4 separate regions of the Homo sapiens genome follow, and regions 1, 2 and 4 are each linked to region 3. Evidence: chromatin contacts called from ENCODE Hi-C data. All regions are on one chromosome and are shown on one strand. Each heading gives the region's core, a stretch centred on a gene start or an enhancer-like site at or near the end of the contact. The rest is flanking DNA. Distances are from core to core; before and after follow the strand shown. Region 1 overlaps LOC107984543 (a long non-coding RNA gene). Region 2 holds the start of DUSP6 (dual specificity phosphatase 6). Region 3 holds the start of EPYC (epiphycan). Region 4 overlaps LINC01619 (long intergenic non-protein coding RNA 1619).

Region 1 (2,700 bases), core at 29-2,528, 1.2 Mb before region 3:
GCCTCCTGGGTTCAAGCGATTCTTGTACCCTAGCCTCCTGAGTAGCTGTGATTACAGGCACCTGCCACCACACCTGGCTCTTTTTTTTTTTTTTTTTGTATTTTTAGTAGAGATGGGGTTTCACCATGTTAGCAGGCTGGTTTCAATCTCCTGACCTCAAGTGATCCTCCTACCTCGGCCTCCCAAAGTGCTAGGATTACAGGCATGAGCCACCGCACCCAGCCATAACTGTTCTTAATACCATTGAACTGTACATTAAAAATAGTTAAGATAGTATATCTTATATTATGTATATTTAAGCACAATAAAAATTGAAAACAAAACAATAACAAAATAGATAAATGAATAAATAATTTAAAAAAACATGAGGAAACAAAAAAAGACCTTTGCCCTCTATGGAGCTCATAATCTAGCACGGGGCAATAGACACTACATATTATATTATTTATACATTAGAAGGTCATAAGTGCTAGAGGAAAGGTAGGGGGATTAGGCATCTCTAGGTTAGTTGCTGTTTTAAAAAGAATTGTCAGAGTAGGCCTCTTACTCTTTGATCAAAGACATGGAGATGATGGAATTAGCTACATAAATATCTGGGTTCCAAAGCAGTGAGAACATCCAGTGCAAAAATCCTTAGGTAGGAGCATGCCTGGCACGTTCTAGGGATGTCAAGGAGGCCAGTGTGGCTGGGACAGGGTGGGGGCAGAGAGAGATAGGTAGGAGTTGAGGTTACAGTGGTAAAGGGAAGTCAGATCATATGGGTTCTTGAGATCGTTGGAAGGACTTTGGTTTCTACTCTGAGAGAAATGGGAACCATTGCAAAGTTTTAAAAAGGAGAACGGATGATGTGACATATTTTAAAAGGATAATTATTTACAGAGAGAATAGACTCAAGTGAAGAAGCAGGGTACCTGCTTAGGAGGCTGTTGTATTAGTCTTTGGGTGAAAGATGGTGGTGGCTTGGACTAGAGCAGTAGCAGTATTCGTGGTGGGAAATGGTCAGATTTTTACATATTTTAAAGGTAGCGCCAACAGAATTTCCTAAAGGATTAGAGGTAGGGTGGAAAAAAGAAAAGTCAAGGATGACTCTAAAGTTTTTGACTTGAGCACCTGGACTGTTGGAATGACATCATGGGAGAGGCTTTGAGTGAGCAGTTTTTTTAGGGGGAAGATCAGGAGTTCAGTTTTGAACACATTGAGTAAACTCTGTTATTACAATTTGGTTTTTTAAGTTGCACAAGTGAGGGCCATGGAAAATATGAGTCAACGGTATAGTATCTTTCACATAGTATTGGCTCAGAGTAGGCGTGTCCTTTAGATGTGGAAGAAAAAAGAGGATGTAAGATTGTAAGAGCTCTGTTGCTGACTCATGTTTTTCATGACTGTCACTTGTGCAACTTAAGAAAATTAACTGTAATCATAACAGCTAACAATATTGAGCTGTTACTATGAACAAATAGATGACATGTTAACTTATGCTAATGTGTGTAATTGAAGGAAATGTTAAATTGCAGTTAGAGGGTAGTGAGATTCCCATCCAAGTTCATGGAATCTGTCTTCTGTCCTTGGACTCCAGATTGAGAACCCTGCAGTGATTTTTAGTTTACAAATACCCCTGGGCCTAGATTGTTATCCTCACAGCAGTCTTAAGGAATAGGTCAGTGAGGTTATCCCTTTCATACTCGGAAGTCGGGAGTGGCTTGCCCAAGATAAAAACATGAATTCAACTTCCAGGTTCTCTGACTTCAATGCCAACAATTTCTCAATATTCCCTGCCACCCAACTTTCACTGATCATTTAAAAACTTACAAAAATGTTAGAATAGTACAGTACAATGAACACAGCATACTTTTAACCTATTTCACTAACTGATTATTGTGCCACATTTGATTTATGTCCTTACAAACACACACATACACATACACACAAACACACACGGGAGTTTTTTAGTGACTTTTTAAAAAGTAAATTGCAGGAATTCTGTCACATCCAAGTATGTTTAACCTGCATCCCTTAAGAATAAGAGCATTCTAGAGAACCCATAAATAAAGTCACACACCTACAACCATCTGATCTTGGACAAAACTGTCCAAAATAAGCAATGAGGAAAGGACTTCCTATTCAATAAATGGTGCTGGGATAGCTAGCTAGCAATATGCAAAGGAATAAAACTGGATACCTACCTTTCACCATATACAAAAATTAATTCAAGGTTGATTAAAGCTTTAAATGTAAGACCTCAAACTATTAGAATCCTAGAAGAAAACATAGGAAACACTATTCTGGCCACTGACCTTGGGAAAAAATTTATGATTAAGCAATTGCAGCATAAACAAAAATGGACAAATGAGACCTAATTAAACTAAAGAGTTTCTGTACAGCAAAACAAAAACAAAATAAAAACTATAAACAGAGTAAACAGACAACTCACAGAATGAGAGAAAATATTTGCAAACTCTGCATCCAACAAAGGTCTAATATCTAGTATCTATAAGAAATTTAAATAACTCAGTAAGCCAAAAACAAATAACCACATTAAAAAGGGGTCAAAAGACAGAATGGACGCTTCCCAAAAGAAGACACACAATTGGTCAACAAACATGAAAAAGTGCTCCACATCATTAATCAGAAGAAATGTAAACCAAAACCACAATGAGATATCATCTCACACTAGTCAGAATGGCTATTATTAAAAAGTCA
Region 2 (2,700 bases), core at 127-2,626, 1.7 Mb before region 3:
CTACGAACCCCCTACATACAGAACCATCTATAAGAGAAACACACTTTAAATGTGCACCATCGGGAATGGAACGAACGGGCCCGCCTCGCCAGGGAACCCTTATTCGCTTGAATCCGGAAATAGACAAAATGGCAACTTTTTGGAATATTTTGAGAGCTAAGATGTGCCAATTTGCATCCCCAACAATCTCTCCCGTCCTGCAAATCTTAATTCAAAATCGAACGATAGAAAACAGGGTGATGGTGGAGGATGTTCTGGCTAAGAAGGCGCAGAACCCGTTAGAAAGAAACCGCCGGTACCCGCAGCCGGAAGCGAGTGGATTCTGAGCCGGCCCGGTTCTCTGGTGCGGAACGCGCGGTTCGCGGCCCCTACCTCGCCGGCTGCCGGTCCCTAGGCGGGCAGCGCGGCTCCGAAGCTCCAGCTGAGCGGAGCAGAGGTATTTTCAATCCACGCGCCCCGCCCGCAGCCCTGCGCCCCTAGCCCTGCCCCGCGCGCGGAGTTCCCTGGGCGCGTACCTTCCAGGTAGAACGCCCGGCAGCCCTCGTCCTTGAGCTTCTTGAGCAGCAGCCCGAGCACCGACTCGCCGCCCGTATTCTCGTTCCAGTCGCTGCTGCTCTCGTCGTAGAGCACCACTGTGTCGGTGCCACAGCGCCGGGTGAAGCGGTCCCGGTCCTCGCCGCGCGTGAAGAGCGCGCGCACCGGCAGGTTACCCTTCTGCAGGCGCCGCAGCATGATGCCCGGGATGGCCACGTTGATGGCCGACTCGATGTGCGACGACTCGTATAGCTCCTGCGGCCGGCAGTCCATCAGCAGCAGCCGCTCGTTGCCCAGCTCCAGCTGCTCGTTGAGCCACGCCACCGTCTTGCTGATCGCCATTTCCGACGCGAAGGGCACGGGTCTGAGCGTATCTATCATGGGGGTCGAGCTGCGGGAGAGGGCGGGGTGCCTACCAGACGCCCCTCGGGGCAGGCATAGGCCGAGCGCACCGCGCGCGAAGCTGCCGCTCTCGGAGCGGGGTTTAATTCCGCCTCGCCTTACCCAAGCCGAGGCTAGCGGTTGGGGCAGACGAGACAGAAGTAAAGCCGGAGGTTCTCTCTGCACCCAGCTGCAGCCGCTGGCTCTTAGTGTCAATGAATCTCTCTCAATGAAGCTGCCCAGATAGTTTTTGTTCCTCCCCAGTGAATGAAATCCAATTAATTCGGACTCCGTGCTACTGAGAGGGGAGGAAAAAAAGTCTAGCGGCTTCTAATCCCTCCCTCCAAGGCTGCACCTCAAATCTACCCGGGCGTCTTTCTCCCCGGATTATTTAAGACTCGATTTGCTATCTCTTGGACTCAGCCTCGCACACCCCCTGCGCGAGGCAGCTCCTCAATGGATACAAACAGCGAGCGTCTCAATGGATACATTCTCCGGGCCAGCCAATGAGCGTGCTGCGGAAGGGGCTGTTGCCGTGGGGACGGGCCGGCTGGAACAGGTTGTGTTGATGAATTGTTAATGAGTTTGTCATTCACAAAAACGGAAAGGAATTTCCGCTCCGGATAAGCCCCAGTGCAAACAAGCTGCAACAGCGGGCTCGGCGGGAGGAAGGAGAAAGAAGGGGAGGCGGCAGCGGAGGAGGAGCAGGGCACATAAACCAGGGCACTTCAGTTGTCTCATGTTTCCTTCTGTTGAGAGTTCACACTTCGCGTCGGAACTTTTGCGCACCAATGGCGCAATTAGCATGCACAAAAGCCCTTGTTCGCGACGCTTGCGTTCGCGAGCTAGCTTTAGGAAAACTTGTGCTGACTTTTCGTTCTTTGTATTCCCTTCAAACTCATTTGGACCCAAGTTCGCCTTAACCCTCCCCTCCCCCAACCCCCCTTCTTTAGGCGGTGTGTGGCATTTGTTTGCCACTTTTAAAGGCCCAGCTCTGTTTGCTCTGATGTTCTTTTAGCCGAGGCTGTGTTGGGGCTGGTGAACTGACTGGGCTTTAGTGACCGATGAGGTGTTAAATGCTAATCCAACATATTTCGAAACAAACCAGGATTTTGTTGAAACATTTTAAAGCAAACAAACAAACGTCTGGTTGTGCAGAAAATCAGAAGAAAACCTTTTTTCTTAAAATAACATTTTATTTTCATTAAAACAATGTAGAGTGCAGAAACAAACTCTTAGGTCAGTCCAGTGCTTTTACTGTATTCCGCTCCGGCGGCGTGGGGAGTTACAAGCCATTGTTCGGGGGAATCTATATCTCTCCCCCCGCCCCACCACCACCATCGCCTGCTGGGAGGTCGCGCTGGTTAATGATTTCTGGGCAAGGAGCTCGGCTTCTGACGGGGGAGCCGGTCTGGCGGGGCTGCCTGAGCGAGGTGTGCTGGGACGCGCCGGGCCGGGCCAGCAGTCCCCGCCATGGGCGAGGCGTGAGGAAGTCCTCCCGCAAGACCTGCAGGCTGCGGGGGCTCGGCAGGGGGGCTCGACGATTGGTTACAGTTGGCAGGGAGGCATGTCAGAGGGGGCCTCCCCAGCCCTCTCCTGCCGCCGCCTCCTCCCTTTGTCCAGCGCCGGGCACTCCGGGGAGCACCAGCCGCGCCTGCGCGCTGCGCTCCCTGCCACCGCCCCGCCGTCCCCGTCTCCCCGCTTGGGCACGGGGCTGTGCGCGACGCAGTGGACGGGTGCGGGGCTCAGCGAGGGACTCCCGGGTCCATAGAGATCTGGGGAGGG
Region 3 (2,700 bases), core at 152-2,651:
CATTTTGGTTTAGAAAAAAAATCTTCACATTTAATTTGAAACATTTAAGTTAGTCTTACCAAAATGTTACCTAGTGATCCCTTATTGAGCAGGCAAAGTATTGTAAAATTCTGTATCAAGCATGTCTAATTTTAGAGGCTTTTACATTTGGACACACTTCTTGGGTTTACTTTAAGAACAGTACCTGTGGTGTTACTACCTATGCATACATATAAAAGGGAATTCATGATAAATATTACTTTTAAACTTGAATGCACTGGCAGACAAAATGACCTTCAGTTACTTGAAAGAAAGCCTTTATGAAGCAGGTTTAGGCAGAAGGATATGAAATTCCTCTGAGAATAAGAAGCAGTACAAGGAGCTCCTTCTTAGCTCTCCTATGCTTTCTTCAAATAAATTTCTTATTCACACAGGATAAACTAAGCCTCTATTTCAGTTGCCTTTGCAGAAGTCTTTGCAGGATTGCAGATTTGGAACTGTTCTAGGCAATTACCAACAAAGTCCTACTTAATAAAACAGTGGGTTTGCAAATCTTCCAGGAACCATTCTCCCATAATCAAGTTGGAAACATTAACAGAAGCCACTACCAACTTAAAAAAAATTTTTCCTTATATGTTTCTGGCAACTTCCATTATTCAAAGAAATTATACACTTGCTGGCCTTTTTTCTCACATCATACTATATTTGATTACATATAGCTACATCTCAGAATTTGCTTGCATTTTGCATCACTCCTAGAGCTATCAACTATAAGGCAGGCTGTGTGAATCTTAAAAATATATACAGCATCTATCTATGTTTAGTTAAAAAATTTATATTCCTTTCTTCAAGTAATTGTATTAGCATTTAATGTAGTTTCTTAATTAACACTTTAATTTTGTGTTCACTTTATACCATTTATTAATATTTTAAAATTTGTGTATTTAAAACTTTCAATATATAGCTCAAAAAAATTTTAAATGCATAATGTCATGTAATCATTACAATACTTTTAATCTCAGGAAATTTCACTATTTCCTCCCTTTTCACAAAATTTCAATTAATATCAATCAATAGTGCCTGTCTATACTGGCAAAGAATGTGGTCTGTGTCAGGAAACTTTACTTAAGGCATATATTGGAAACTACTCTAATTTTATTGGCATCTGTCATGACTACTGAGATTAACTATTTGCTGTATGTTATTAATTCCTAAGCTAATTCAAAATTTTGGATTTTCCAAGAATAATATAAATACAAAGTCAATAACAAAAATAAACCAAATCCATTGAATCAAAATTCACCAGATGACATTAAGGCAAGTTAAATTATTTTTTAAAGGTTGTTATAGTAGGGAAAGAACTCTGACCCAAGAAGAAAGCAAGTATAAAAACTTACCTTTGGCTCTGACCTGATGAAATGGCACAAAGTGACTGAGGATGCAGAGCTAGTGGTATTTGCCCCTGACCAATGGCTGTGAATTCTGGTCTGTGGGAGGTGGAATTTATAACACTCAACTTTCTGTTTGCAAAACCTAATATTGAGAAATACTTCTCAGTCTTTAAAAAACCTCAAATTATTTTATAGTCACCCAAACTAAGCAGTAGGATCCAAATCACATAGTATACAAAGTTCTTGAAATTATGTTAATGGAGTTATAATTGCCAAAGTATCACCTTAAAATTTTTAAATGGAAAAAGTTGGATTTAACATACCTCATCTGTAACAAACTCACCAATTAAGAAATGAAGTTCATGTATACAGTGATACTATAGATGGATATTTTAGTTCTAATAAGAAATAATTTTCCCAAAACTTGAAGTCTTGAATTGCTTTCTTCACTTTTCATTAATGTTAAGTGAAATTTGGTAAATGTTGCAGAAACCTTACCTGTTTAATATTGGGTAAGTAAAAAAAGATATCCCAATTATTTTGATTGCATGGAATGCTTTGATAGCAAAACAGGGAAAAATGAACCTTTTGCATAACTTTAAAAAAATTACATCCAGAAGTGATGCATAAATATGATCTGCGTGTTTTGGGGAGAAAAGGGGCTTTTTTTAAAAAAAGTTATTGTATCTATCATAGACAAATAAATCAAATTACACATTTTTTCCTTAGAATAGGAGCTTTATTTTAAGCTCTTGTTAACTTCCATGGTTTGTAAAATTGAACTTTAATACAAATATGAAGAGAAAAAATATGCTTTAAATTTCCATACCTCAATTTTACATTGTATAAGTCCTAGAGAAAGGTGAAAGTTGCATCTTGTATTCTGGTATGCTTTAGATAAATCTAGGAATTTGGTTCTCACTTATGCTTCAGGAATCTTTTCCTTCATGTCTGCAAGTGAATAGATGTATTGAATTTTGAAAGCGGTATTACTCCTGGGCCAAGTGATGGGAGAGAAGAAGGTTTGTCTTTAAGGTTCTCTCACTCCCCTTCCTGCCTCTGCTCCCATCTTCCCTGCCCTCAAAATGTCTTTGCCCATCTATTCAGGGCATTCTTATTTGTCATCCCCATCATCCAACCCTGTTTCCAAATGATTTGTTCTTAGTATGCATTGTTTTTCTCAAAAACAATTTTATTTGGAGCAGAAACAGTGATAATGGGTAATGTATGAAGTCTACCAAGACCTCTCAAAAAATAGAGAGGCCATCTTGGAGACAGGAACTTATTTCTGGCATCTGTGAAGTCTCACCCCACCATATAAAGGCCACTT
Region 4 (2,700 bases), core at 20-2,519, 1.0 Mb after region 3:
AGCATTTTTGTTTAATTAAAACAAACTTACATGACATATTTCTTTTCATAAAGGTAGTTTTTGTTTAATTGTAGAAAAGTTAGAAGATACAAATAAGGGAAAACAAGGAGAAGAAGGGAGAGAGGGAGACATGAATGAAGAAAGAGAAGAAGAAAGGAGGGAGGGAGGAAGGGAAAGAGAAAAGAAGACTTGCAGAGAAAACTTATCATCCCCAGAGAAGCCATCATTAGCATCTAAATGTTCAGCTTTTCAAAGCCCCCACCCCTTTTTTTTAACTATATATGGTGGGGTTATTTTTACAAAAATGTGATCATAGTCTTTTTTTTATTTTTATTTATTTATTTTTTTTGAGGCACGGGGCTGGCTCTGTTTCTCAGACTGGAGTGCAGTGGCTTCCTGCAGCCTTGAACTTCTGGGCTCAAGCAATCCTCCCACTTCAGCCTCCAGAGTATGTGGGACTACAGGTGCATGCTGCCACCACACCTAGTTCTTTTTTTTTAGTAGAGACAGAGTCTGCCCAGGCTGTTATCAAACTCCTGGGCTCAAGTGATCCTCTCGCCTTGGCCAACCAAAGTGCTGGGATTACAGGTATGAACCATTGCACCTGGCTGAATCATACTTTTATAACTTGCTTGTTCCACTACTCCATATATCTAAATTATTAAATATTATTTCTACTAAATTCTTAATACTAGGAGTTCTTAACCTTTGAGTGATAGACAGGTTCCTGTTTAAATCTCTTTATATTACATGAAAATGTTGAGCATATGGAGATTTTTCTAGGGAGATGGTTCACAGCTTTTATTGAGCTCCCCAAGGGTGCCCACAATCAAAAATTTTTAAGGCCACTGTTTTACACCCTCATTTTAAATGGTAAAAATAGATATATCTGGAAGAGATATAAACAGACACATATCATGATTTTTTTAACCAAATTCTTGTTACACATTTAATTCCATCCCACTTTTGAACTATTATAAACAATATGCAGTGAACTTAGCTTTTAAAACTTTAACTACATAACTATTTCCCGTGATACTGGCAGAAATGACATTGCTGGGAATTTTTTCAGTGTGAAGTAACACAGATTGACAAATTGTCACAGCACTTAACAAGTGACTTTTTACACCATAGAACCCACCTTGTTCAGATACTACAGCTAGAACTGTATCATGAGAGAGCCACCCTCCTGCACATACTGCAGGAAGGAGCAACATTTCCTGCATTTGTTTGGTTTTGTTACCGACTTGCCGCCCTGCCTGCCACTTTGAGGCACAGTTGCAGCGCCTCTGTTTACATTTTTGGAGGACACGTGGACAAGCCCAGGCAAAGCCGAACAGCACACGGTACATCAATCACACAAGGAACATCTGCTGATTCCCTTGGGGGAAACAGAATGATTCCGAGAGTTGGGGCACTGCCAACGGGAAATTCACACAGATGAAAGCAACAGAATTCATGCTTGCAGTTTCAAGGGGGTGGAGGAAGGAGGAGAAAGAGAGTGGGTAAGCAGCAAGGTGAAATACAGGGTTCCCCCCCGAGTCTCACTTGTTACATATGAAAAGGTTTAAATCAGTGTTTTAAAATATCGGAACTGGAAGTTGTGAAAGCAAAACTATTCTTTGGTTTCAGATGTATTTTCATCTAGAGACCTTATTAAGGAATTTGCTAGAATAGTTTTAGTGACCCAAAAATAAATATTGATTGGTTCTGTATGTATTTATAAAAGTATACCTGGTCTGGGGGATCTGAGGCTACTGGATCATAAGAGAGTACAATGAAACCAGAGTGTGCTAACCTGCACATCTTGAAGGACTAACATCTTCCAGGTTTGCTGTTGTTTACGTGCTGCCTGTGAAAAGCAGAGTTTTGAGTGTTTTCAGCACCAAAGTCCCCTCAAAGCAAAAGAACAAAACCATCAAGATGTTATTGGTAATTCATAATCTGAAGCTGAGCATATAAGAATTTGTCTTTTTTAATTGTGGATACATTGAATTTGGGCTCCCAAATGGTGTTCTTATGATTTCAGTTTTTCTCTCAGAGAAAATACTGTACCAACAAGCCCTGTCAGAAGTCACCTCCAAATGCATGGAATACCAGGAATGACCCCTCCCTTCCTTCAGATCTGATATTTCCTTGGCAAGCACTTTTTCTCAGACTATCTTGCCATCGAATTTCTATACCGCCTCAAGATGACACTTTGTCTAGCAAAAAGTGATGCAAAGCTCTTTTGCAAAAGCCCCTCAAATTAATACACCTTACATATTTTCACTAATAAAACTTTCCTTGGAAGCCCCATATGTGTAATTATGCTTTCACAGATGTAAACAACTAAAACACAAGAAGATTAAATGATCTCTCTGAGATGACCTAGCAAATCATCCACCAAATGCATGATGTCTGACAACTTATGACATACAAATGCTTACACTGACAACTCGCCCTCATCCTTGTTTCTGTGCAGAAAAATAAGGGAAATCGTTTACTGGCCCAGAAGACCTCACGATGGCAAATTCAATCAGATCCTCATTAACCAGATCAAAATGAGGCCTGACAGAGTCTTCATTAGATCTACAAAATCCTGTTCGTTTTAGCTCTGAGTCTCCTGACTTGTCCGTGTCATCATAAATTGGTTGTTTTGAAGTCAGAGAGGACAAAGTGCTTGCAGATGATGGTCACCCTGCCTGACCTATAAGGACA

The links. Hi-C counts contacts between places; a loop is a spot of excess contacts on that map. Pooled maps may share reads with other maps.
Region 1: a map with no recorded cell type shows a loop between it and region 3 (5-fold over the local background). The contact joins the enhancer-like site here to the promoter of EPYC in region 3. A Hi-C loop is called at or near these places in 2 of 37 single-sample maps with no recorded cell type and 2 of 50 pooled maps.
Region 2: a map with no recorded cell type shows a loop between it and region 3 (9-fold over the local background). The contact joins the promoter of DUSP6 here to the promoter of EPYC in region 3. A Hi-C loop is called at or near these places in 6 of 37 single-sample maps with no recorded cell type and 4 of 50 pooled maps.
Region 4: a loop to region 3 is called in a pooled map, with 4 times the contacts of the local background. The contact joins the enhancer-like site here to the promoter of EPYC in region 3. A Hi-C loop is called at or near these places in 3 of 37 single-sample maps with no recorded cell type and 4 of 50 pooled maps.

The regions. Positions count from the first base shown.
Region 1 is chr12:89,755,578-89,758,277 of GRCh38, forward strand. All of the region lies in intron 2 of LOC107984543 (a long non-coding RNA gene), which reads left to right. Among named protein-coding and RNA genes, the nearest start is that of ATP2B1-AS1, 48 kb to the left of the region's middle. Within about 2 kb of position 1,279, at least 7 of the 41 ENCODE cell types and tissues checked have a DNase peak (open chromatin) inside an H3K27ac peak, as active enhancers do.
Region 2 is chr12:89,351,125-89,353,824 of GRCh38, forward strand. It overlaps DUSP6 (dual specificity phosphatase 6), which reads right to left and starts at 1,377. Exons shown (of 3, transcript NM_001946.4): 1 at 516-1,377. The coding sequence starts at 915. The region is part of intron 9 of POC1B-DUSP6 (POC1B-DUSP6 readthrough); the gene reads right to left. RefSeq lists an enhancer at 1-503 and a silencer at 2,323-2,632.
Region 3 is chr12:91,003,571-91,006,270 of GRCh38, forward strand. It overlaps EPYC (epiphycan), which reads right to left and starts at 1,402. Exons shown (of 7, transcript NM_004950.5): 1 at 1,377-1,402.
Region 4 is chr12:92,033,747-92,036,446 of GRCh38, forward strand. All of the region lies in intron 1 of LINC01619 (long intergenic non-protein coding RNA 1619), which reads right to left. Among named protein-coding and RNA genes, the nearest start is that of LINC01619, 110 kb to the right of the region's middle. RefSeq lists enhancers at 1,227-1,521, 1,245-1,554. Within about 2 kb of position 1,270, at least 27 of the 41 ENCODE cell types and tissues checked have a DNase peak (open chromatin) inside an H3K27ac peak, as active enhancers do.